3 separate regions of the Homo sapiens genome follow, and regions 1 and 2 are each linked to region 3. Evidence: chromatin loops called from intact Hi-C (ENCODE). Cell type or tissue: PC-3. All regions are shown on one strand.

Region 1 (8,000 bases), 420 kb after region 3:
GTGACTTCTGACAGCTGAATCAGAAACTTGCCTTCATGGATTTGCAATGTCTGAATGGGCTGGGGTGGGGCAAGGACAGCCTCAGATTGCCAGAACACCATCTCTGCTCTTTCATTGCTTTTAAGACAGTATTTTTCATACTTCAGTGAATTATTTACTTATATAAAAATACATGTACTTGTATTTATTTACAAGTACTTATGTAGTACTTTCTATATTCCAGACAGTCTTCTAGGGGTCTTATAAATATTAACTCTTTTAATCTTTATAACAATATTGAAGCAGAGGTTGTTTTTATCTTCATTTTTTAAGTGAGGCAACTGAAACACAGAGAGGTTGAGAACTTTGCCCACAGTTGCACAGCTGGTAAATGGCAGAGCCAAGGCAGTCTGTCTTCCTAATTTGTGTCAAGCTGTTTATATGGGGTATATATAAGTTAATGGCAAAATAAAGCATATCAATAAAAACAAACAATGTATTAAATTCTGGTTACTGTTGCCTATCCTGAGTCTTACTTTCTGTTTGTTGAAGGGGAGATTAAGGAGTGTTTTTAGAGGCATTAAAGGAAATAGCACAAAACTGATGCCTTCTCATTGACATAATTGGAACTGAAAGAGAACTGCAAAGTGAGTAACTTTCTTATTTTGTGGGTCAATGTTATTTAACACCACAACAGAGCACAATTTATGGTACCTGTTAGGGAGAAAATGTGCTGATAAATTATCACTTTTGTGCCATAAGTGTCAGAGGGCAGTTTGTTTTCTCATAGTTTCAACCTCTTCTTGATAACCCTGTGTGCTGATGCTTTGTTGGAAAGATCTTATCTTTTTTTGCACAAACTGTCTTAGCCCTAGTCACGTGATTAGAAAATCCCTATAAGTTGGGTCTAAATTAACCAAGCCTTTATGGTTGAATATTTCCAATCAACACACGATCAGCAGTTAATAGGGATCTAGGATGGTGGTTCTTAACTTGAGGTCTCTGGACCAGTAGGATGGGCATCACCCAAGAACTCTTTAGAAATCCATATTCTCTGAGCCACCCTAGGCCTACTAAATTAGAAACTGTGAAATAGGGCCCAGCAATCTGTGTTTGAATAAAGACCTTCAAGTTCAAAAAATCTGGTCTTTAAAAAATAGGCAAACCTAGTACACAACCATAGTAAAAATTTCATGGAAATTTCTTGTCATGAGTTAGATTTTTAAGAGCTTATATGGAATCAAATCCTGCCTCTACAATTTACTGCTTATGTGACCTTCGGCAAGTCATTTAACCTCTGTAAATCTCAGTTTCCTTTTCTGCAAAATAGGAACGATAAGACCTGATATATAGGGTGTTACCCAGTAAATTAATAATGCATGCAAAGGCTGAACAGTGCATAGTATATGACAAACACTCAAGATATGTTTGTCACTGGTATCATTACTCTTACCATCATTATTGGTGCAACAGCACTTGATGAGAAGTATTTTAAAAGGAAAAGGAGGCCAAGCATGGTGGCTCATGCCTGTAATCGCAGCACTTCGGGAGGCTGAGGCGGGTGGATCGCTGGGGGTCAGGAGTTCAAGACCAGCCTGGCCAATATGATGAAACTCCATCTCTACTAAAAAAAATACAAAAATTAGCTGGGCCTGGTGGGTCACACCTGCAATCCCAGCTACTTGGGAGGCTGAGGCAGTAGAATCACTTGAACTCAGGAGGTGGAGTTGCAGTGAGCCGAGATCACACCACTGCACTCCAGCCTGGGTGACAGAACAAGACTCTGTCTCAAAAAAAAACAAAAAACGGAAAAAGATTGTCAGTGAGTCACAGATGAGAATTCTAAGACAGGAAGAGGTATTCCAGCTCGGCAGCTCAGAGGGTAACTAGGCAAGGATTGTAGACTGAATCCATCTTGTTCAAAATATGTGACTGCCTACTCAAACTCTTCCTCCCACTAGCCTACTACTAACTAGAAACATCTACATTCCTCTCTCTGAAGATCCCTAGAATGCAGAAATGGTCCTTTCACTAGGTATTTCCAGCCAGATTCTTCTCAACTAAGGAAAGATAGGAAGAGAAAGAGTTGGGGAGGGAAACGGGGTGGCAAGGAGAACAGGCAGGATAGGGGCAGGGAAGAGTAAGAAGGGTGGACCACTCCTAGGCAGATCTCAGCTCTTCTTCCACCCCACCCCCTCTCCAAGGCCCCTCACCTCTTGCAGCCCCCATGCCCTGCCTTTAAAATGTGTAACTCTCGTTTCCTTAATGTTCCCCCATGCAGGCTGGAGTTTTGTAATCCAAGCTTTACTAAAACCAAAGGAGAGGAAAAAGAAAAAAGAAAAAGAAGCCTGAAGAAATAAAAGAAACAAACAAAATCCAGAAAACAAGTGGTGCACTCTGAGGACTGGGGTTTGATCCTACAATAGTAGCACAACAAGGACCTGCTAATTGATTTTCTCCATTAAAATGTAATCAGAGGGCTATCCAAATAGAAATGCCATCATCCCAGGGGAGCCCAAGTTGATAGGCAGATTTTTTTCTCTCTCTCACCTGAAATTCTACCCCCAGATCACATATCTTTAATCTTACTCCTACTTGCTCCTTTGGGCTAAGTCAACCAAAGGCAGGTAAGATCAGGACACCTGGCACAGAGGTGACTTGAGAAGATGTGAAAGATGAGAAAGAGTCCATCTGATAGAAGATGAGACAAAAATGAACAACAACTGAGTACCTAATATGTGCCAGGAATCTTAATTAATCCACATAACAAGTCAACAAGGCATTAATAAAAATAGCTATTGTTATTGAGTACTCACTATGTGTCAAGCATTGTCCTCAGCACTTCACGTAGCTTCATGAATTTAACCCTTATCACGACTTCATGAACTACATATTATTATGATGCCCCTTTTTCAGATGAGGAATTTGAGGCATGAAGAAATTAAGAATCGGGTCCTAAGTCATACAGAAGCAAACAGCAGAGCCTGGAGTTGAACCCAGGCACTCTGACTTGAAAATCCACCCTTTTAAGCAATGTCCTTGTAGGAAGAAAGACCAACAATACTACAAAGGTACAGAGGCCTGAGGATGAACAGATATCCAGAAAGAGTCAGGAATTAGTCAGGAAAGTTCCTCAAATGTTGAGAAAATGTTATGGTTTCAGGTTCAGGAGATTGTTTGCATGAGATAAAGAGGATGGAGCTGCCCTGAGGCTTGAGGCAGGTGCAGAAAAAGAAAACTCAATTACAAAGGGGGAAAAAAAATTGAGACCTGAAGAAGATGAGCTGCTATAGCAAGAGCTACATCAGGAGTCTTGGTTGTAAGGAAGAGAAGCCAGATCTAACTACCTTAAGTAGACAAGCAGTTTTTTGGATGGATTTCTATCAGTGATAGAAAAGAAAAAGAACCAGACTTAAAAAGCAAAAGCAGGCAAGAACAAGTGAGATCAAAGCAGCAGAAATTGCATCATGGTCACACCCAAAAAACAGTTCAGTTAGGACACTATCCCTGTGCACTTAACTGTGACCTGTCCCTGATTCTGCTACCATGGCTTTGAGTGACTGCTCAGTATACCCTCATTGGTATGCCACACCCCCAGGTGGGGCATCAGATTGAGCCAGGGTCCATGTCCCATTGAGCTTCTAGAATCTCTGGCAGAATCCTTTCTGCCATCAAGAGTCACACAACACAAGATTAATTATCCTATCCCTTCTCCTCCAGAACCCACAGCATCCATGGCAGCTTGAACAAAGATGCTCCTGTGCAAGTTTAGCTGAGATCCTGATGACCAGCTAGCCTGCATGCCATAGTACACAAACAGCTAGAAAGGTGTCCAAGAGAGAAGGGAACCAACATGCCTTCCGTCTCATTAGATATTTTAGCTTTAAAGACTTTTTCCTTGGGAGTTGTCATCAGCCTTGTGACAAATTCTCCTTCACTCAGAAAGACTCCAAAACCTTGAGGTCCAATGTCATCCAGATGACAAGGTTCTTATTATAAGTGATAGATGAGCAGTGGTCGACAAGGATGACCAAATGCTCCTGGAGTCAGCAGGCTGCAAACACCTCTGCCTCGTGACCCCTGTGAGCACATTGCTCTTTGAGTGACACGCGGAGGAACTGTAATAGGGGAAGGTGCTGGAGAGTAGGGGAAATTCATGCCTGTCTGCTGATCTCATATCCACAGAAGAAGTCCCCGAGACTGTAATACTTTCTTTTTCATCTGAGCGAGGGTTGGACCTGCATCCAAATTTCCTTGTCTACACTTGTGATGACCTGAAGATCACGGTGTAAACACTATGGCAGTGATCCACTTTGCCAAGCTCCCAAAGCTCTCCTATGTTGCAGGTTCATCTTTTTGCTTATTTCCAATTTGTCACTGGAAGGTCAGACAATGAGTCACTAAGCAGGATGCTATGAACATACTGAGTGCTTAAAGAATCTGGCAGCTGAAACCAAGGCAGAATGTGCACATTACGGAGAGAGCACAATTAGCACTGTGACTAAGAACCAAGCGGCTGACCAAGGGTGACAACAAAGGGAAACTTTTAATGATGAGATTTAATTTCCAAGGAAAAACCTCTAGAAAATTATAAACGCAGTAATTTGATTTAATCATCTGCATTTGAATAGCTCTGCATGAGCAACACATTTAAACATTTATAAAATTAAGATGCTAAAATTAATGTTGAGCTATTATAGAAGTGCTCATAATTGTCCAATGATCGTGCATAATTAAATAGCAATCTCCAACATTGCAGGATGGGGCCCCATTCAATGAAACTGTCAAGAGCCAACCTGGAAGATTTATTGGATGCAAAGTCTATGAGCCGTGAGCCCTCTTGTGGCCACAAAGCACAGTGCAGTCTAGGCCCTCCCTCTACCCTTGAGTCCTGGAGGAGTTTAGGGGGCCAAGAATCTAAGCATGAGGACAGGACCCCTGATTCTAAGAAAACTTCTGGGCAGTAAGCACACCCTCTCCTTCTGGATGCCAACAGAGATGCCAGGACAGAGCCCAAACCTTTCCAAGCCTCCAAGGAGGTGTTATCCAAGAACAACTCCTCCCATTTATATAGCTTCAAGTTGCTTTGATGTACAGTAGCCTTTGATCTGTAAGAAAAGCACTGTTGTCCCCATCTAAAGATGTTGAAACTGAGGCTCCAGAGGATGATGTGGCTTGCCCAAGGTCTTTCGTCCTTCAGTCTGATTTTAAATGCTGCCTCCCAAAAGAGGCCTTCCCTGACCATCCTGTATAAAGTTATGCCAGCACCCACCCACCCACACTAGGTCCTGTCAAGCACTAGAACCTCTTTATCCTATTCACTTGCTGACCACATGTTAGCTACATGTCTCCCACACTAGAATAGAAACTCTAGTGGGTCCAGATCTGTCTCACTCACACATGTGCCCCTGACCAAAACACTCAGGTATTAGCTGGGTGTGAGTGCCTAGACACCCTGCTTGGGTTGACCACAGGCCCCTCACACTCTGTGTCCAAAGCTCAACTCTTGAGCTGTCTTGTCCCACAGACACATTCCTCCTCCTGTCATTCATCATCTCAGTTTGGAGGCACCATTTCCTACCTAGTCGCATAAGCCAGAAATCAGAGTGTCTCTTGACTCCTCGGCATTTGAAGAGCCGGCCCCACATCTCCCATCCATAAGTAGCAGACACTGCCTTCTGCAAATCCTACATTCCAGTCGCTTGACTGTGCCCACCGCTCTCCATTTCCAGCCACGCTTTCTTTACAGAGGTCATGATCATGACTCATTTGCATTACGGCAAAAGCCTGCTGGCTGTCCTCCCCAGTTCCAGGCTATAGCCAGAGGGTACTTCCAGAAAGACAAAGCTCCCTTCCCTCTGTCACTTGGAACCCTCTAGGAGCTCCTAAAAGCTCCCTAGTGCTTTTAGGAGAAAGTCCAAAATAGCAAGCATGCCCAACATGGCCTGCATGATCCGGCCCCTGCTGCTCCTCCACCCTCCCCTCCTACACCCCATTCTACACTAACCCCTTTCATGGACATCATCTTACTGAATTCTCACAATAACCGTGCAAGGGAGACATTACCATTCCCATTTTATAAAATGAAGCAAGTTTGGAGAGGCAAAAGTAACTTGCCTGGGGTCCTGAAGCCTCCTGGTTTAAAACCCATTGCTTTTTGTACCTCCATCTGCTGTTCCCTACTGTCATCCTTGGCATTGGTAATGTTTGTTGAGCACCTCCTGTGTATAAGACACCATGCAAGACAGACTCTAGGACACCTTTTCTCTCCCTCCATCAGAAATGCACTAAGCAAGTTATAAAAAGCATTCTTGTTCACACACAGTTAGCAAGATACTAACTGGAGACCATCTGACTCCAGCGCCTTATATTCCAACATCTAGAACTGTGGCCCATCACAGGTACTCAATAAATAATTGTGAAGTGAATGATTGTCCATGCCCCTTCCTCCACTCCCTACCACCTTTTGGGAAGAACACTTGTCTGTAGTGTTATTAGAGCAGTCCATCTTATAAAAGGTAATGCCTAAGAAAACATGAGCCTCACTGATATTCGTCTCTGCTTCTTCAGGGTCCTATGAGTCTAGAAAACTTTTTTGTTTCGCCCCTCCATGAAGATGATAATTCTACCATCATACACGCCTCCCATTCCATTGACACATCCTATGGTGATGCTGATAAATAGCTGTTGTAAAGATGCTGGAAGACACCAGCCACACGTGGACTGTGTCCTGAAATTGCAATATGTCAGGGGCTTCAGATATGACCTGTATTGAGGTTAGAGTATAGACCCAAGTTCTTGCAAAGCCCTACTAAGGCAATGGCTGCAGGGAGGCAGAGGCAGTCCCAAGTCAGAAACGTGTTCCAGGCAACTGCTGATGACACGAGAGTTGTCCATTTACACTAGTTGCCATGGCAACCTTACCATCAAATTTGGAAAGTCTCATGAACAAGACAACCCTAGTGTTAGAGATTTCATGAGAAACACAGACAGATCCAGCCCCAGGGGATGGGTTTTCTTTTGAGGACTTCTCCATAAAGCCAGCCACAGGGTAGAAAGACTGTAAAGGCTGATAAGTGTGAACAGGAAAGCAATGAAAGCCTCTTGAATTTTCAGCCCACTAACTCAGGCTTTGTAAATATCAAAAACAGGTTGTTTTTTAATCTTTGCCCTGGCATGCAATTGTTTCAAAAACTATTTTTTGAATACACTAATGAAGAAAGGAATATATTTTTATAAAATTGGATTTTCTTATAAACTGAAACATAGAAATATATATATTATATAATTTTTCCATAAAACTACCTAGAAAACTAAAGTGGCTCTGAAGATTGGTTGTTCCAATGCACTGTAATTTGTGATTAGAACATCAACATTGACTAGTAGGAAAAACCAGGGATGTTAACCTAGGATCTTATGCTACTAGTAAGCTATTTGTCTCCTTTGAGGCTGGACATGATAATAAATAATATAGTACATGGTTGAAAACAGTTTGGAAAAGCTAAAATGCTAATCCAATATTAATAATGTTTGTTTAATCTCATCTCACCAGCCTTGGGGACTTGTTTCTGCTCACTTGGACCTTACTTCCTTTTTTCTGTGGGTATTAAATATTCCTATTCTGTTGTCTTTGGCCATCACATGGAACCTGAGGTCAGGCTGTGAGGACGTTGTGAAGTGAGTGTGTTTATGGGCACATGGCCACTTATCTTCGTGCACGGGTGGACACATAACATTGAGTGGAAACCTCTGGCCATCCTGACGTGACAAGCAAAAGCCTGGTGATTGGACTCTGACTCTTCTAAGCTTGGTTCAGGGCAAATGATTTCACTAAATTTGGTGGTTGGAATGTCCATTGTCACCTTTTCTGGGCACATGGTCCATAAGGATCCCTTCTTTTATTGGATGACAGCCCTGCCCTGCCCTGCCCACCGCTGTCCCACCCCATTCCATAACCATGACCAAGGCAGCCTCCAGCATGCATGTTGTAGGCTTCAGCTCTTGGGCTACATGAGGATCCT
Region 2 (8,000 bases), 110 kb after region 3:
GGTGGATCATTTGAGGTCAGGAGTTCGAGACCAGTATGGCCAACATGGTGAAACCCTGTCTCTACTAAAAATACAAAAAAAATTATCTGGGCATGGTGGTGGGCACCTGTACTCCCAGCTTCTCGGGAGGCTGAGACAGGAGAATCACGACCTGGGAGGTAGAGGTTGCAGTGAGCTGAGATTGCACCACTGCACTCCAGCCTGGGCAACAGGGTGAGACTCCAAAAAAAAAAGAAAGAAAGAAGGAAGGAATGAAAGAAAGAAAGGAAGGAAGGAAGGGAGGAAGAAAGGAAGGGAGGGAGGAAGGAAGGGAGGGAGGTAGGGAGGAAAGGAGGGAGGGAGGAGCTGATCAGGCAGGGGCTCAGGGGCTCTCCCTCCTGGCTGCTCCACACCTGCCATGTGCCGGGTGTCAGGATGCAGTGGTGCCAGACTGGCCTGCAGACTGCCTGTAGCCATGTCCCACTTCCCACGGGTCATGTTGCTGCATCCCCCAGCCCTCCCCATCACCAACTCTGTGTCTGATTCAGGCCATGTCTGTGTCTTGGCTGGGCCACCGTCACACCCATCATCCAGGTGTCCTGCCTCTGGCCTCACATTGCTCGACACCAAGCTACCTTTTTGCATCTCAGCCCTGACCCATCACTTTACTGCTGACATTCCAGTGTCCCCTAAATGCCAAACCTCAAACATTTTAGCTGTGACAACGACAAGTGTCACAATCTGGCCAAGCCACCTTTTCTGTCCCTTTGCCCACACCTGTCCTTTTGCCCACACCTGTTGGTATGTTCTGGCTCCTCCCCTGAGACCCAGTTTAAATTGTCTTTAGCAAATAGAGAGTATCTTATTTTATAGAAGAGGATGAGATGGAAACTAGCTTTACACAGACGAAAGGATTTCAAAAAAGCTTCAGACTTACATTACCAAAAATGATGAATTATTTCCCTGGAGGAAGAAACATAGTGGATACTTACCGTGAAATAATCAGTACTCAGAATATTGCAAGTGTCTCTGAGTACTAGAGCGACTTTAATAATCTGAAAATGCTCCTTCTGACCACTAGATGGCACATCTAAAATACCAGGCAAATGGCACACCTCCTTAATTCAAAGCAGGTATTATTACTACAATTACTACCACAGTTTATTTATAATGGTTGTAGTATTTGTCCACACACCACTTACTATAATGCAAACACTACTCATGGTTATGAATATTCAGAGGATGAAGTTTGTTATGCAATCGGATGTCAGGTATCCCCAGGCATCTGCAGTGGTCCCAAAACGCTTTGGGATCAGTTTCATGGAAGATAATTTTTCCATGGATGACGGGGAATGCTTTTGGGATGAAACTGTTCCACCTCCGATCATCAGGCATTAGATTATCATAAGAAGCGTGCAACTTAGATCCCTAGCATGTGCAGTTCACAATAGGGTTCCCGCTCTTAGGAGAATCTAATGCTGCTGCTGATTGACAGGAGGCAGAGCTCAGGCAGTAATGCTCACTGGCCTACTGCTGACCTTCTGCTGTGTGGCCAGGTCCCTAGCAGGCCACGGACTGGTATGGGTCCTTGGCCTGGTGTTGGGGACCCCTGATCTATAGGATCAATATTAAGCTCTGAGCCCAAAGTACATCCACCCTCTCCACTGAACCCATCCCAATACCTTTGGTCCTGAAAGATACTTTTTTCTAGTTCACATAAACAAATAGCTCTCAACCTGCAAATGCCCAGAGTTTAACCAACTTTTCTAACTAGGCCCAAACAAGCAACTTGGAACCAAAAATGTCTCTGTTTCCTACCACTTAGGAGCAAATGACTGATTTTGACATTCCTTGGGTCTCTTCTCTGACCCTGTTCTCCTCCCGCCTCTGTCCCAATTAGTACCTCAAGGCCTTTGCTTTTAGGGAAGCCAATAAACACTCAAACTGGTGCATGCAAAATTATTTTTACTGCATGTTAAAGAGTAATTATGAAACAATACGCACATGATGTTCCCACATAAAAATCTTTTAAAGCGATAATGAGACTATTTCTTTGTAGGTGGAGATGTATATTTGACTCACTTCCATGAATTCTGGTCTAATCGTATCTTATTTCCTTCATTTTGTTTTAGTGCTTGGAAGAGCTCCATCGAAATTCACTCTTATCTTCAGCCTCAGCACTGAGCTGCATTACATAAACATGAGTTGCTTCTTTATGACCATTTGAGAAGAGTAAAGAATCATTTCCTTTTTTAAGGCAAACACGGTCCATTGTAGAAACTTCATACATTAAATAAGCCAGGTTTGCAAACATCTGCCCAAAGACACCCAATAGAGAAGCCCTATGCATATAGCAGATTATTGAAGGACATTCTCAGCCAAGTCATCAAGTTTCTTCAGTCATTTCAGACCTGAAATTCACAGTGAAGTCCATCCATCACCACCAAGTCTTGCCATCTGCCCTTGGAGGGTCACAAAGGAGATCCATGTATTTAGCTGCTAATAACTTATTTTTTTTCTTCAAGACTCAATTTAGATGTCACTTCTTCCGGGAAGTCTTCTATGAATTTCCTTCCCAGATCAATTACCTAGCACTACGTTTAACGCAATGGATTATAATGATGTGTTTATGAGGCTGCTTAACCTACTAAGGGCAAGGATTGTACGTTATTCATTCTATTACCCATCATAATGCCTGGCACATAGAAAAAAGAAAAGTGAATGAATGAATGAATGGATGAATGAATCAATCAAAGTATGAATCAAAGCATGAATGTAAACTGTACATTTCCTGGGAGAAAGAGAGAAAGGGTCTCCATTTTTATGAGTTAGGACATTTCCCAACGTTGTATTGGTCAGGGTTCTCTAAGGGGACAGAACAGAACTAATAGGATATCTATCTATCTATCTATTTATCTATCTATCTGAAGGAGAGTAGTAGTATATTATATATATATATATTTATATATATTTATATACATATTTATATATTTATATATATTTTTATATATATTTATATATTTATATATATTTATATATATATTTATATATTTATATATATATTTATATATTTATATATATTTATATATATATTTATATATTTATATATATTTATATATATATTTATATATTTATATATATTTATATATATATTTATATATTTATATATATTTATATATATATTTATATATTTATATATATTTATATATATATTTATATATTTATATTTATATATATTTATATATTTATATATATTTATATATATTTATATATTTATATATATTTATATATATTTATATATTTATATATATTTATATATATTTATATATTTATATATATTTATATATATTTATATATTTATATATATTTATATATATTTATATATATTTATATATATTTATATATTTTTATATATTTATATATATTTATATATATATTTATATATTTATATATATTTATATATATTTATATATATATTTATATATTTTTATATTTATATATGTATAATTTATATATATTTTTATATATTTATATATTTATATATATTTATATATATTTATATATTTATATATTGGTATATATATTTATATATATTTATATATTTATATATTTATATATATTTATATATTTATATATATTTATATATATTTATATATATATTTATATATACTTATATATATTTATATATATTTATATATATTTATATATATTTATATATATTTATACATATTTATATATATTTATATATATTTTTATATATATTTATATATATGAAGGGAAGTAATAGAATATATATATATATATATACACACATACACACACACACACACACACATATATATATAAAGGGTAGTTTATTAGGAGAGTTGACTCACATGATCACAAGGTGAGATCCCACAATAGGGCATCTGCAAGCTGAGGAGCAAGGAATCCAGACTGAGTCTCAAAACCTCTAACATAGGGAAGCTGATGGTGCAGCCTTCAGTCTGGCTGAAAGCCCGAGAGCCCCTAGCAAATCACTGGTGTAAGTCCAAGAATCCAAAAGCTGAAGAACTTAAGAGTATCCAACATGGAGGAAAGATGAAGGGCAGAAGACACGGCAAATCTCTCTCCTTCCACTTTCTTCTGCCTACTTTATTTTAGCCACGCTGGCAGCTGATTAGATGGTGCCCACTCAGCTTGGGGGTGGGTCTGCCTCTCCCAGTCCACTGACTCAAATGTTAATCTCCTTTGTCAGCACCCTCACAGACACACCCAGGAACAAATACTTTGCATCCTTCAATCCAATCAAGTTGACACTCAATATTAATCATCGTGCTTGTTTTCAAGGCTGATTCATGTACTTGTAGGTTAAAAAAACTGTTGGATTCCACATATATTACAAGCAATAACCAAGTGATTTGGTCATTTTAATTAACAACTGTGTAAAACAAGTAAAAATCATTTTGTAAAATATCAAACATTAATAAATGGCACAATTTATGGCAGTTTGATTTACAAAATTCTCTCAAATATGATATTTCTTTGCTTCTCTGAACACCCATCTTGAATGGGTTAGATTGGGAATCATTTTATAGATGAAATAATAGAAACTTGGAGAAGTCAACTGACTTGAGTTAGTGAAGGCTGATTCAGGACAAGATTTTCTGATTCCAAAGCCACTGTCCATCCTATAACACCATCAAGCTCATTCCCCTCACCTCTATATCATAAACCTGCTGGCTGTTTGACTAGTTTGGCCAGTGGATTGGATGATTTAATCAATTAACGTGTTAGTCATAGACAAAGAAACCTGTTCCTCTCCAAGCTCAGCCATTTACTAGCTGTTTGACATCTGACTTTGAATGAGTCATGGAAATATTGTCCAAGCCTTCAGTTTCCTGAAGTTGGGGTTAAAGAATAAAGTCAATAAAAGAAAATATACTTTTTAACTCTCAGTTGGTTAGAGTTCAGCATCCTCCTCCTTATCATTATTATAACAACAATAACTACCCTTTCTTCTGTTCTGATTGCATACCTATACTGTTCTTAGTACTGGACATTAAGAACTCATTCACTTCCGTAACACCTAAAGTAGGTACTCTCCTTATTCTCATTTTACAGATGCAGAAACTGAGGCATAACAAAGTTAAGCAACTCAATATGGTTAAATATCTAGTCAGTAGATGGGGAAGGATTCAAATTAAGGTAGTTTTGCATCAGAGTCCGTGCATTATTACATAGAAAGCACCTAGCCCAGTGCTTGGCACAGCAAAGCTCAGTAAACATAGTTTTTATTGTTAAATATTGCTAAATGCAAATCCTACCAGTTTATTGGGGGAGGGCCTATACCATTCTCATACTCAATGCAAAGGAGGCATCAAGTTCATCTATCTGGAAAGATGAGAACTGTGGGGATCTCCTGGTGGCTGAGCCCTCATCCAAGTATGCCCAAGCCAAAAGCCACAGTGTACATTTAATGTAATAATTCCTGCCACCATGTGCAAAGCCTTGAAAGCAATTAGTTCATACCCAGCTATTATTAAGAAGTTATTTTTGTAATAAAAATATGTCTTCCTTTAATTTCTACATAAATGCAAGGGTGCCAATACAAGTATAGTTTATTTAAAGATGTTCTTGCAGGAATTTAATTTATCCTTTTGAAGAAGCTGCAGAGGAAAGGTACAGAGATGAGCAAGACAATTTGGAAGTGTCCTGAGCTACAGATAAAGAAAGGGTAGCTTCTTTCTCACTGGAACTCAATATCAAACTCTCAGCTTGATCAAGGACAGAGTACATAAGTCTTTGGCGACCAGTGGCCCTTGGAGGTAATATCCCAGCTACTAGTTTGTATGAGTTAGAGTTATCATAGAGTAAATCTCAGCACACAATAGAATGGGTTACTTTGAAACAGTACAACAGGGACTGCAAACACAGTGCATGCCAGGGTTTTAGAGTGCTTTCGAGTGGGGCTTGTTAAAACTACAGGGTAAAAAACAAATACCCAAGCACAATATTTTCAGAAGCAACAAAGTATAGAAGAAAGAACATGTCAGGAGATCGAGACCATCCTGGCTAACACGGTGAAACCCCGTCTCTACTAAAAATACAAAAATTAGCCGGGCGTGGTGGCGCGCGCCTGTAGTCCCAGCTACACGGGAGGCTGAGGCAGGAGAATGGCGTGAACCCGGGAGGCGGAGCTTGCAGTGAGTCGAGATCGCGCCACTGCACTCCAGCCTGGGCGACAGAGCGAGACTCCCTCTCAAAAAAAAAAAAAAAAAAAAAAAAAAAAAGAAGAAAGAACATTGCACTTGGCACAAAACCTAAGCCTGAGCCCAGCTCTGTCCTTATAGATTGTATCCCATAGACAAGTCACTAACTGGCTTGATCCTCAGATTCTTCTAGACAATGGAAATAACATAAACTATTTCCTACAGTTCCTATTCATTTTGAAAAATCTTGAAACAAAGAACATGAAAGCACTTGGAAAACTATCAAATTTGAACTGCAAGCCATTTTAAATTCATTATTAATAACAAAAAAAGAGAGCCACCTAATATGAATGTCAAAATACATGGAAGAATCAGTACATTAGCAATTATATGAATCGTGCTGTCCTTTAGGCAGGTATAATCTAATTCTCATTATATTTATTGTACCAAATTATTTGAAATTACATTCAAGTTATGCCATGCAAATTATAGTCAGTGATGAATATGTTGAGCAGAAAACTATGTGATTTAATATTTACCATGTAACAGATCTAAATTGGCAAATACCTTAAGGCAGTGATTTAGGCTATTATTAAATAATGATGAAAAATCATTTACTCCCAATGTAGTTCTAGAATAAAAAGACAAACTTCTGAGGTTGGGGGGAATATTGGAGTTTCATAATGGCTTTGGATTAAGGCCTCGTCACTATTGACTGACTTGGTTGAAAACTGCTGGCTTCTTAAAGGTCAAGCATTATTATTCACCAACTTTTATAGTCATTTGTAATATGGGATGATATGCAGAATCAGGATCTCCCTGGATTCTCTTCTGAATACCTAAGGAGTCAGAGTTTATCAAGAGCAGGCGGGTACAGTATATTATTGATTCCTTCTTATGAACTTGCAGAGTTTTTGTAGAAGATCAGCTGCACCCTAGCTGAAATACACATGGATTCTGAAAATAAACATACATATGGGAAAACATAATCCACTGCGGATGAAAGATTTATCAGCCTGCCTCTTGTGACCCATATGGCAGCAAAATTAATGGCTGTTTGGAAGCTATAAATTTAGAAAAACCCTTTGTACATGGGAACTCATGTTTACCCATGCTGTATGTTAAGTAGCCTATGAAACAGCTGAACCATTGAGAAGCATCCTTCCTGAACTCTAATTTGTACACAATGGCCCTATTTACTTGGAAAGCCTCTTTATTTTCTAAGGAACAGAGCATCCAGTGCAAAAACTCTAATAAACAAACAAACAAAAAATAATACTAAGGCCCTACAGGATAAACCAAATTCCACAAGCCAGTTTCTGAGAAAAGTTATAAGGAAAGGGATTTGTATGCCGTGTTGTGGAACTGAAAAGACAGTTTTGTCAAACTTATCTCCCTTTTCAAATAAATTTGATGCAATGGATTTTTTTAATCTTAGGTAAATAATAAGAATCTTAGGTACTATTACGGGAACGATTTTGGAAAAGACCAGTGAGAGCATTTTTTAGATTTGCCCCTCTGCAATAGGGCAAGAGGGTGACAACAGTTAATCTCAGAGGTTCTTCCCTTCTCTGACATCCTATGATCTTATGATTTCCTAATATTTAGGTCTACCTGTCAGGTATACAGCCTCCTAAGCCTATGGGATTTAGGACAAGGATCACAAACTTAAATATCTTAGTGGGCCAGGAATGAATACTCTATCAAATGGCAATTGTGGGGAATGAGGGAATGCATGTCCCTTCTAAAAGGGGTGTTAAGGATTGAATTGTGTCAATTCAAATTTATATGTTGAAGTTCTCATTCCCAATACCTAAGAATGTGGCTTTA
Region 3 (8,000 bases):
GACGCTTGGGGTTGGGACTGAGGGGACAGGCTGGAGGGAAAGAAGGAAGATTTGGGACGAGTTGCACTGGGCACAGAGACTAGGAAGGGACTGATGTGTAAAAGAATGCCTGGACGTCAGGCACCTCAGACCATTTGCCCATTTTACGACAAGAATTATTTAGATCTTGTAGGATGGAAAAATTGAAAGTGCCATTTTCCGGCTATTTGGAACTACTGTCGAGTTTGTATTGGGGTCAAGCGGCATTGTAGAAGAAAATAAAGCATTTAGGTTTTAGGTCAGGTGTGAGTTGAAGAGGTTTTAAGTTTTTGAGAACACAGGCTAAGGGACAAGAAGGAGGAATGGAAGGTGGAAGCTTACCCATAGTGAAGGAGGCAAGCCCAGAAAAAAGAGTAGAGACACGGAGAAGGGGTGGGGAGTTCTTGCCCTCCAGAAAAGCAGAGAAGGGGTTGGGGCACAGAAATAAGAGGTCAGGGTGCGGAAATAAGGGATTGGGGCGCAGAGATAAGAGGTTGGGGTGCAGAAATAAGCAATTGGGGGGTTCTTGCCCCCTAGGAAAGCGGGACTTGCCGCTAAGGGTGAAGGAGAAGGGGTTGAGGGGTACTTGCCCCTGCCCCAGGAAAGCGGGACTTGCCGCTAAGGGTGAAGGACCAAGGCAGGCGTCCCTGCATTGTCTGACACCCTTGAAACGTGGGTATGTAATCAGAGAGGCGTCCCTGCAATGATTAAACACCAAGGGAAGGCTGCCTTCCCAGTCTGTGACTGGCGCCGGAGTTTTGGGTCCACGGATAAAACGTGTCTCTTTTGTCTCTATCAGAAAATGAATTGAAATTAAGAGAAGGGAGAGATTGAAGTGTAGCGCCAAGATTGAAAGGAGAAAGCGGTTGAGGGATAGTGAGGGAGGTTGGAGAAGAGAGTAAAAAGATGCTGCTTACTGGATTTGAAATTGGTGAGATGTTTCTTGGGCTGGTCGGTCTGAGGACCTGAGGTTGTAGGTGGATCTTTCTCACGGAGCAAAGAGCAGGAGGACGGGATTGATCTCCCAAGGGAGGTCCCCCGATCCGAGTCATGGCACCAAATTCCATGTGCGTCGGTGTGAAGAGACCACCAAACAGGCTTTGTGTGAGCAATAAAGCTGTTTATTTCACATGGGTGCAGGTGGGCTAAGTCCGAAAAGAGAGTCAGCGAAGGGAGATAGGGGTGGGGCCGTTTTATAGGATTTGGGAAGGTAATGGAAAATTACAGTCAAAGGGGGTTGTTCTCTGGTGGGTAGGGGTGGATCTCACAAAGTACATTCTCAAGGGTGGGGAGAATTACAAAGAACCTTCTTAAGGGTGGGGGAGACTACAAAGTACCTTCTTAAGGGTGGGGGAGATTACAAAGTACATTGATCAGTTAGAGTGGGGCAGGAACAAATCACAATGGTGGAATGTCATCAGTTAAGGCTGTTTTTACTTCTTTTGTGGATCTTCAGTTACTTTAGGCCATCTGGATGTATACGTGCAAGTCACAGGGGATGCGATGGCCTGGCCTGGGCTCAGAGGCCTGACAGTTAGCTCCTTGATCAACAAAAGGGACAACATATTGGTGATTTTTCATCACAGGTTTTTGTGTCTAGCTTACCATTCTTGTAAAACAGCTTTCTCAAAGGTCACCTCATATCCTCTTAGTTGTTCAAACCAATGATCATGTTTTGGCTTTTAGTTGATCATGTTTTGCTGCAGCTTCCCTCCCCTTCCCTTGTTGTCTTACCTTTCCTTACCCCACACCCTAACCTACTGATGCTTTGGGGGCCACCAGATGTGCCCAAAACCACACATCTAAATTTATCACTCTCTTATTAAAAATCTTTGATGCCTCCCATGAGAAGATTGCTAATTGACTCCCCAAATTCATTCTCTCCTTTTTTTCTTAGGGATAGAACTTGAGTTTATATCTAGGCACCTTGTCCCTCCATTAAATGAGTACATTCCCCCAACTCCCTTTACAACTAGACCCAGCCATGAGACTAAATTTCTGGCCAATAAATGAAAATGGAAGTGTTGCATAGTGACCTCTGAGAAGTCACTTTGCTGTTCTGAGCAATTTCAATAGTTACACCTTACATTATTATTATCTTCAGATATATCTGTCTCAAAGGGGAGGCCAACACATTTTTAAGTAATCATAATATAGGAAAAATTATATATACCATAGTAGACTTAGAGTTCCTCTCATAAAGGAACAAAATCCTAGTCTTCCTTTTGCCCCAATGTCTGGCACCTTTCCTGGCATACAGTTGGTCTTCAACAAATGATTGATGGTGCAGGAGTTCCAAATGCCCACTGAGCATAAGGTCAAACAGGCACAAGGTGACAATCAGGCATCAGCGCAGTAGCTCACAGATGGGGGCAGGCAGCAGGTAACCAGCCCTCTCATCCCCCTGGTAAGAAAAAGCCTCTTGGAGAAAAAGAGATTAATTAGTTTAAATCTGTAAGCTACCTTGAAGATAATGGATGTTGGATATTTAGGCAAGGACAGGCTGGGTTTGGGACAGTAATGTATCTCCCATAATACAAGAGTGTGTAATTAAGTATGTTAATGGATTTTATGTCCTTCTCTGAAGCATCTGTCTTGGCCAGAGTGGAAGACAGAATATTGGACACACTGGACAATTGATCTCTTTAATAGGACAGAACTTATGCTCCTCTTTTATGCCTCAAAAGCTACCATTTCGCCCCATGCCTGATGACATAAACTCCAAAGCCTGGTAATGCGCACTCAGGGCATCCTGCCACTGCTAAATCATTTGCATCCCTAAACTAGGACAACTTTTTTACCCTCTTCTTTTGAAGTCAGTAGAGATAAATGCATGCGAACTTCTGATTCCTATTTTGATTTGGTGGTGGAAACACAAGAAATGGAAGAAGACAGAAATAATATGTAACAGAATAAATGACTTACTTCATAAGTAAACTTTCCAAGTTCACGTAGGTGATGAAGTCAGTAGCTTCCTTTTAAGCACTTGCAAGTTGAATACTGTGATAAACCTTTTACCTGCATCATCTCATTTCATCTGCACAAAGTCACAAAGACTATATTATGACAAATATTTTCACAAGTTCACAGAGTTGCCCAAGTTTATACAGACAATAAAAGGCAGAGCCAGCGTTGGAACCCAGGGGAGTCTGATTCTGAAACGCATGCCTTTAACCACATTGCCTTCCATGTCATGTACTCCACAGCCCAGTTAGAAGAAACTCCAGCTGCCTGGGAAGCGTGAGATTTAAAAAAAAACAACAGCTTCACTAAGACATAATTCACATACCATACAATTCATCCATCTAATATGTATAATTTGCTGTGTTTTGGTATATTCACAGAGTTTAGCAACCATCACCATAATCAATTTCAGGACATTTTATCACTTCTAAAAGAAACCCTGTACCCATTAGCAGTTGCTCACCATTTCCCCTACTTGCCATCCCTCAACTCTAGCAACTGCTCATCTACTTTCTGTCCATATACATTTGCCTGTTCTGGACAGTTCATATGAAGGGAACCATAAAGCATGTAGTATTTTATGCCTGGCTTCTTCCGCTTACCATAACATTTTCAAAATTTGTCCATGTTGTATCATCTATCAGTACTTTATTCCTTTTCACTGCTGAGTAATATTTCATTATATGGATATACCATCTTTTATTTATTCAGTCATCAGCTGATAGGCATTTGGTTTGTTTCTGCTTTCTAGCTATTTCAAATGTGTTGCTATGGACATTCCTGTACATATTTTTTGTGTGAATATATGTTTTCAATTCTCTTGGGTATATACCTAGTAGTACAATTGCTGGCTCATATAAAAACTCTATATTTAACTTTTTGAGGAAACTGCCAGACTGTTTTCCAGAGACTGCACCGTATTGCATTTCTGTTAGCAGTGTGTAAGTATTCCAATCTCTCCAAATCCTGGCCAACACTCATTATTATCTGTCTTCTTTATAATAGCCATCCTGGTGGGTGTGAAGTAGTTCTCGTTGTAGTTTTGATATGCATTCTTCTGATGGCTAATGATGCTGAGCATCTTTTCAAGTGCTTATTGGCCATTTATATCTTCTTTGAATAAATATTCAGATCCTTTGCTTATTTTTATATTGAGGTATCTGTCTTTTCACTATTGAGTTATAAGAGTTCTTCATATATTCTAGAAACAGTCTCTTTTTTTCTTTTTCTTTCTTTTTTTTTTTTTTTAAGACAAGGTCTCACTGTCACCCAGGCTGGAGTGCAGTGGTGTGATCATAGCTCACTGTAGCCTCACACTCCTGGGCTCAAAGGATCCTTCTGCCTCAGCATCCTGAGTAGCTGGGATTACAGGCAGGAGCCATAGTGCCTGTTTGAGTCTCTTGTCAGATATATAATTTGCCAAAATGTTCTCACATTCTGTAGGTGGCAGCATGGACTTTGAGCCACTTAGCTGAGCAACACATTCCCAGTGAGGCAAAGGGCTGTGGTCAAGGTCTTATTTCCAAAACCAAGCACTGGCCTGGATGTGGTCTGATTGTGGTCTGATTGTGGAAAGCAAAGGGAAAACAACTCTGACAATGAGAATTGTGTATCTAAGCACAAGGTGCATTACTCCCAGGAAAAATTGGATGAGTCAAAGGGAAAATTTTCTTTTATATATGTTTCATTATTTGTGTAGCTTTTATTTGCATTTCTGTTTTATTTTATGTGAAATGGCAAGATAATGAGCAACTTGAGGCACACTGGTGACAGTCCTACATGGTATCTTCTAGCACCACGGGCTTCTCTGTGCACAAGTCCATAAAATCCATGCATTCTGTGTGTTTCTTTAAAGGCTTTCAAATGCCCTTCTATTGCTAATGCCAGATATCATTTGTTGAGCATTTAACCATGTGCTAGGAGATGAGCTAAGGACTTTCTATGTGAGCTAAGCCTGTTTCACTTCTTAACCCCTCACACTGGATTTTATTCTAGCGCTGGAGAGTCATGGAAGGTTAGCATTAGTAACAGGAGGGTGTTTGTTGGGACTTTGGGCAGATTACTTGACCTCATTAAGCCTCCTTTTCTCCTTCTGTTATTTGTGGGGAGGAGAGTAACTATTCCTGGATGATGAAAAACACTAAATTAGATAACATATTAAAAGAGCTCAAAACAGCACCTAGCTTCCTATAGTACCTTATTATTTGCTGACAGTGCTGGAGCATGAATCTAGCCTCCTATTTTCTTTCTTTCTTTTTTGAGACAGGGTCTCACTCTGTCACCCAGGCTGGAGTGCATTGGCATGGTCTTGGCTCACTACAACCTCTGCCTCCTGGGTTCAAGTGATTCTCGTGTCTCAGCCTCCTGAGTAGCTGGGATTACAGGCATGAGCCACGAAGCCTATTTTTTCGTATTTTTGGTAGAGACAGGTTTCACCATGTTGGCCAGGCCAGTCTCAATCTCCTGGCCTCAAGTGATCAGCCCGCCTCGGCCTCTCAAAGTGCTAGAATTACAGGTGTGAGCCACTCTGCCCGGCTGAGGCCTCCTATTTTCAATAACAACACTAACCCATCTAAGCTATACCATCTTGAATCTGAAGAGCGATATTTATATTTTCTCTTTAAGGAGTGGCTTGCAGGAGAAGAAATAATAAGGATTTGGGTAAAGATGGAGTTGAATTTGCTGCATGAGTCACCAGGACACCACAACTGCAGCCAGTTTTCTCTTTTTAAAAAAAGTTGCTGTATTATTCTTTATGTTTCCAAAGAGTAGGATGAGATTGTCCTGAGGCACTTTCAGGATAGGTGAGGGCTCTATGAACCCCTGCTTTGGCTGTTGCTGGTACCCAGGCCTCTCAATTCAGTCGGTCCACACTCAAGGCTGTTTTAGGGCAGACTTTGTTTTTTTTTGTTGTTGTTGTTGTTTTTCTGAGATGGAGTCTCGCTCTGTCGCCCAGGCTGGAGTGTGGTGGCGTGAACTCTGCTCACTGCAAGCTCCACCTCCCGGGTTCGCGCCATTCTCCTGCCTCAGCCTCCCGAGTAGCTGGGACTACAGGTGCCCACCACCACGCCCGGCTAATTTTTTGTATTTTTAGTAGAGACTGGGTTTCACCGTGTTAGTTAGGATGGTCTCCATCTCCTGACCTCGTGATCCGCCCGCCTTGGCCTCCCAAAGTGCTGGGATTACAGATGTGAGCCACCGCGCCCGAGGGCAGACTTTGATTTACAGGTTGGTCTTACTCTAAGTGAAAATGCAAGTATGACACACAGAGATTCAAAAAACCAGTGGTAAATAGTCTTAGACTAGCTCTAGAACTAAAACAAGAGCTTTAGGGGGTCATAACATGAATGCATCATGCAGCATTTGGAAAATTACTGCTGAGATTGACCTAGAGGAGGGGTTAACTCCACTCTTTTTAAAGGATCAGGCTGTCTTCACACTCAGTGAAAGACTCAGCTGTTTGAGCTGCCAGGCGTGCCCCACCCAGTGCTCTCCAAGAGCTGTGGGCCAGGACGACCACTCTGCAAGTCACAGACGCTTACTTAGGCAGATGCTGCTCAGGGCTTGCCTCTGGTGACTGCAGGAGTTAAGTTTTAAAGGAGGGGGGCTACAACTTGTGTACCTTTCAGTATGATGTTGCCTCCAGTTTCCTCCTGGTTTGACCTGCACCGAGCCTCCCTTTCCAGTCCTGGTCTCGACTCAGAACTCTTTCCTAGTGCTTGGCTGTTCCAACTCCCACCAACTCTAGCATCAAAATGTGCCAAGACCTTTACTGCATTTGTTAGATTATTTTCCTTATAACATTGGTACTTTAAATCAGCTAATCCTGTATTATTTAACCCAAAGCATTTGAATTTCCAGCGAACCTTATTTTGTCAGCCTTATTTTGGGTATCACCAACCCCATTTTGTAAATGAAGGAACTCAGCCTTAGAAAGATTAAGTGACTTGCTCACGATCACATAGCTAGCTGAGGACAGAAACGAACCTTGGCCAGGTTTTCTCACTTCCAAGCCAGGGCTCTGTCCAGGATATAAAGCTGCTTCATGTGAGATTTAGGAGTGTTTGTGACGTTCTCATGGGGGTTGAATAGGGACCAGGAGTGCATACTTTGCACAGCAAGACATTTTAAAGAAACATCACCCAGTAACATGGAAGACAAAGTCACCAGCAGAGTGGGTGACTGGCTGAGTAGGGAGAGCACTAAACTGACAGCTCAGATCCGGCATCGACTTTTCTCCTTAAACACGTTCCACTCACTCCTTACTTTGTTGTGGATAATCATCAGTCCTATGTATTATTTGACTACCTTCATTATTAATCTCTTTTTATGTCTCTACATATTATGGGTGATAATCACAGTACAATGGATTAGTCACTGCACTTTATGACATGGTGATTAAGGTTTTTTAGACTGTAGCATGTTTCTGAGAAGAGCAGTCATGATAAAATGCATTTATCCTGAGCAGGCTGTGTTGGGGATATGCTCTTCTAACACCCTTGGTACAAGGAGAGGCAGCTGGGTATTGCTGGAAACAGTGAGGGCTTTGCAGTTTTAGGCAGATAGACAGACAGGAGTCCTACCCTATCTCTGCCACCTCCTAGCTCTGTAACTTTAGGAAAGTTTAGAGGATAAAAATAATACATAATGGTACTTCATAATCATTAAATGAAGTCATATAGGTAAGGTACCAAGATTAAGTCACTAATTGTTACATTGTAGTTAATATAATGTAGAGGGAGAAACACCAGGTGAGGCGCTAGGTGATTTGGGTGCCAGACCCAGGGGGTCCATCACTTGCTGTGTGCTCTTAGAAAAGCAACCTTGCCTTGCTGAGCTTCAATTTCCTCACCTGAACAATGGAGCTAATAGTAACCCACCTGGGAAAGTTGTTGTGATGATTAAATGAGGTCACATATGTAACAGAGGCAGGGGGCAGGCGCTCAGTCAGTGCTTTTACTGTGGTCATGAGGACAGAGCCCAGCCCTGAACTCCAGGTCATTTTGCTAAACCTCTGG

What was found. A loop is a pair of places that touch in the nucleus more often than their neighbours do. Peaks named below come from ENCODE experiments on the same cell type or tissue, not always from the same donor. Only the 100,000 strongest peaks of a DNase experiment are listed, where the experiment ranks them.
Region 1: a loop joins it to region 3, with 5 times the contacts of the local background. A loop is called at or near these places in 5 of 110 quality-filtered maps.
Region 2: a loop joins it to region 3, with 8 times the contacts of the local background. A loop is called at or near these places in 3 of 110 quality-filtered maps.

What each region holds. Positions count from the first base shown.
Region 1 is chr10:120,420,356-120,428,355 of GRCh38, reverse strand. No RefSeq gene overlaps it. Among named protein-coding and RNA genes, the nearest start is that of PLPP4, 33 kb to the left of the region's middle. In PC-3, a CTCF peak has its summit at 4,826 (motif pointing left); DNase peaks (open chromatin) are centred at 4,385, 4,815 and 5,695; H3K27ac peaks cover 1,885 bases.
Region 2 is chr10:120,729,034-120,737,033 of GRCh38, reverse strand. The region is part of intron 2 of LINC02930 (long intergenic non-protein coding RNA 2930); the gene reads right to left. Among named protein-coding and RNA genes, the nearest start is that of WDR11-DT, 120 kb to the left of the region's middle. In PC-3, CTCF peaks have their summits at 851 and 1,051 (motif pointing right); DNase peaks (open chromatin) are centred at 3,923, 4,033 and 4,763; H3K4me3 peaks cover 3,095 bases; H3K27ac peaks cover 4,995 bases.
Region 3 is chr10:120,838,483-120,846,482 of GRCh38, reverse strand. The region is part of intron 1 of WDR11-DT (WDR11 divergent transcript); the gene reads left to right. Among named protein-coding and RNA genes, the nearest start is that of WDR11-DT, 8.7 kb to the left of the region's middle. In PC-3, a CTCF peak has its summit at 4,435 (motif pointing right); a DNase peak (open chromatin) is centred at 4,542; H3K4me3 peaks cover 413 bases; H3K27ac peaks cover 3,702 bases.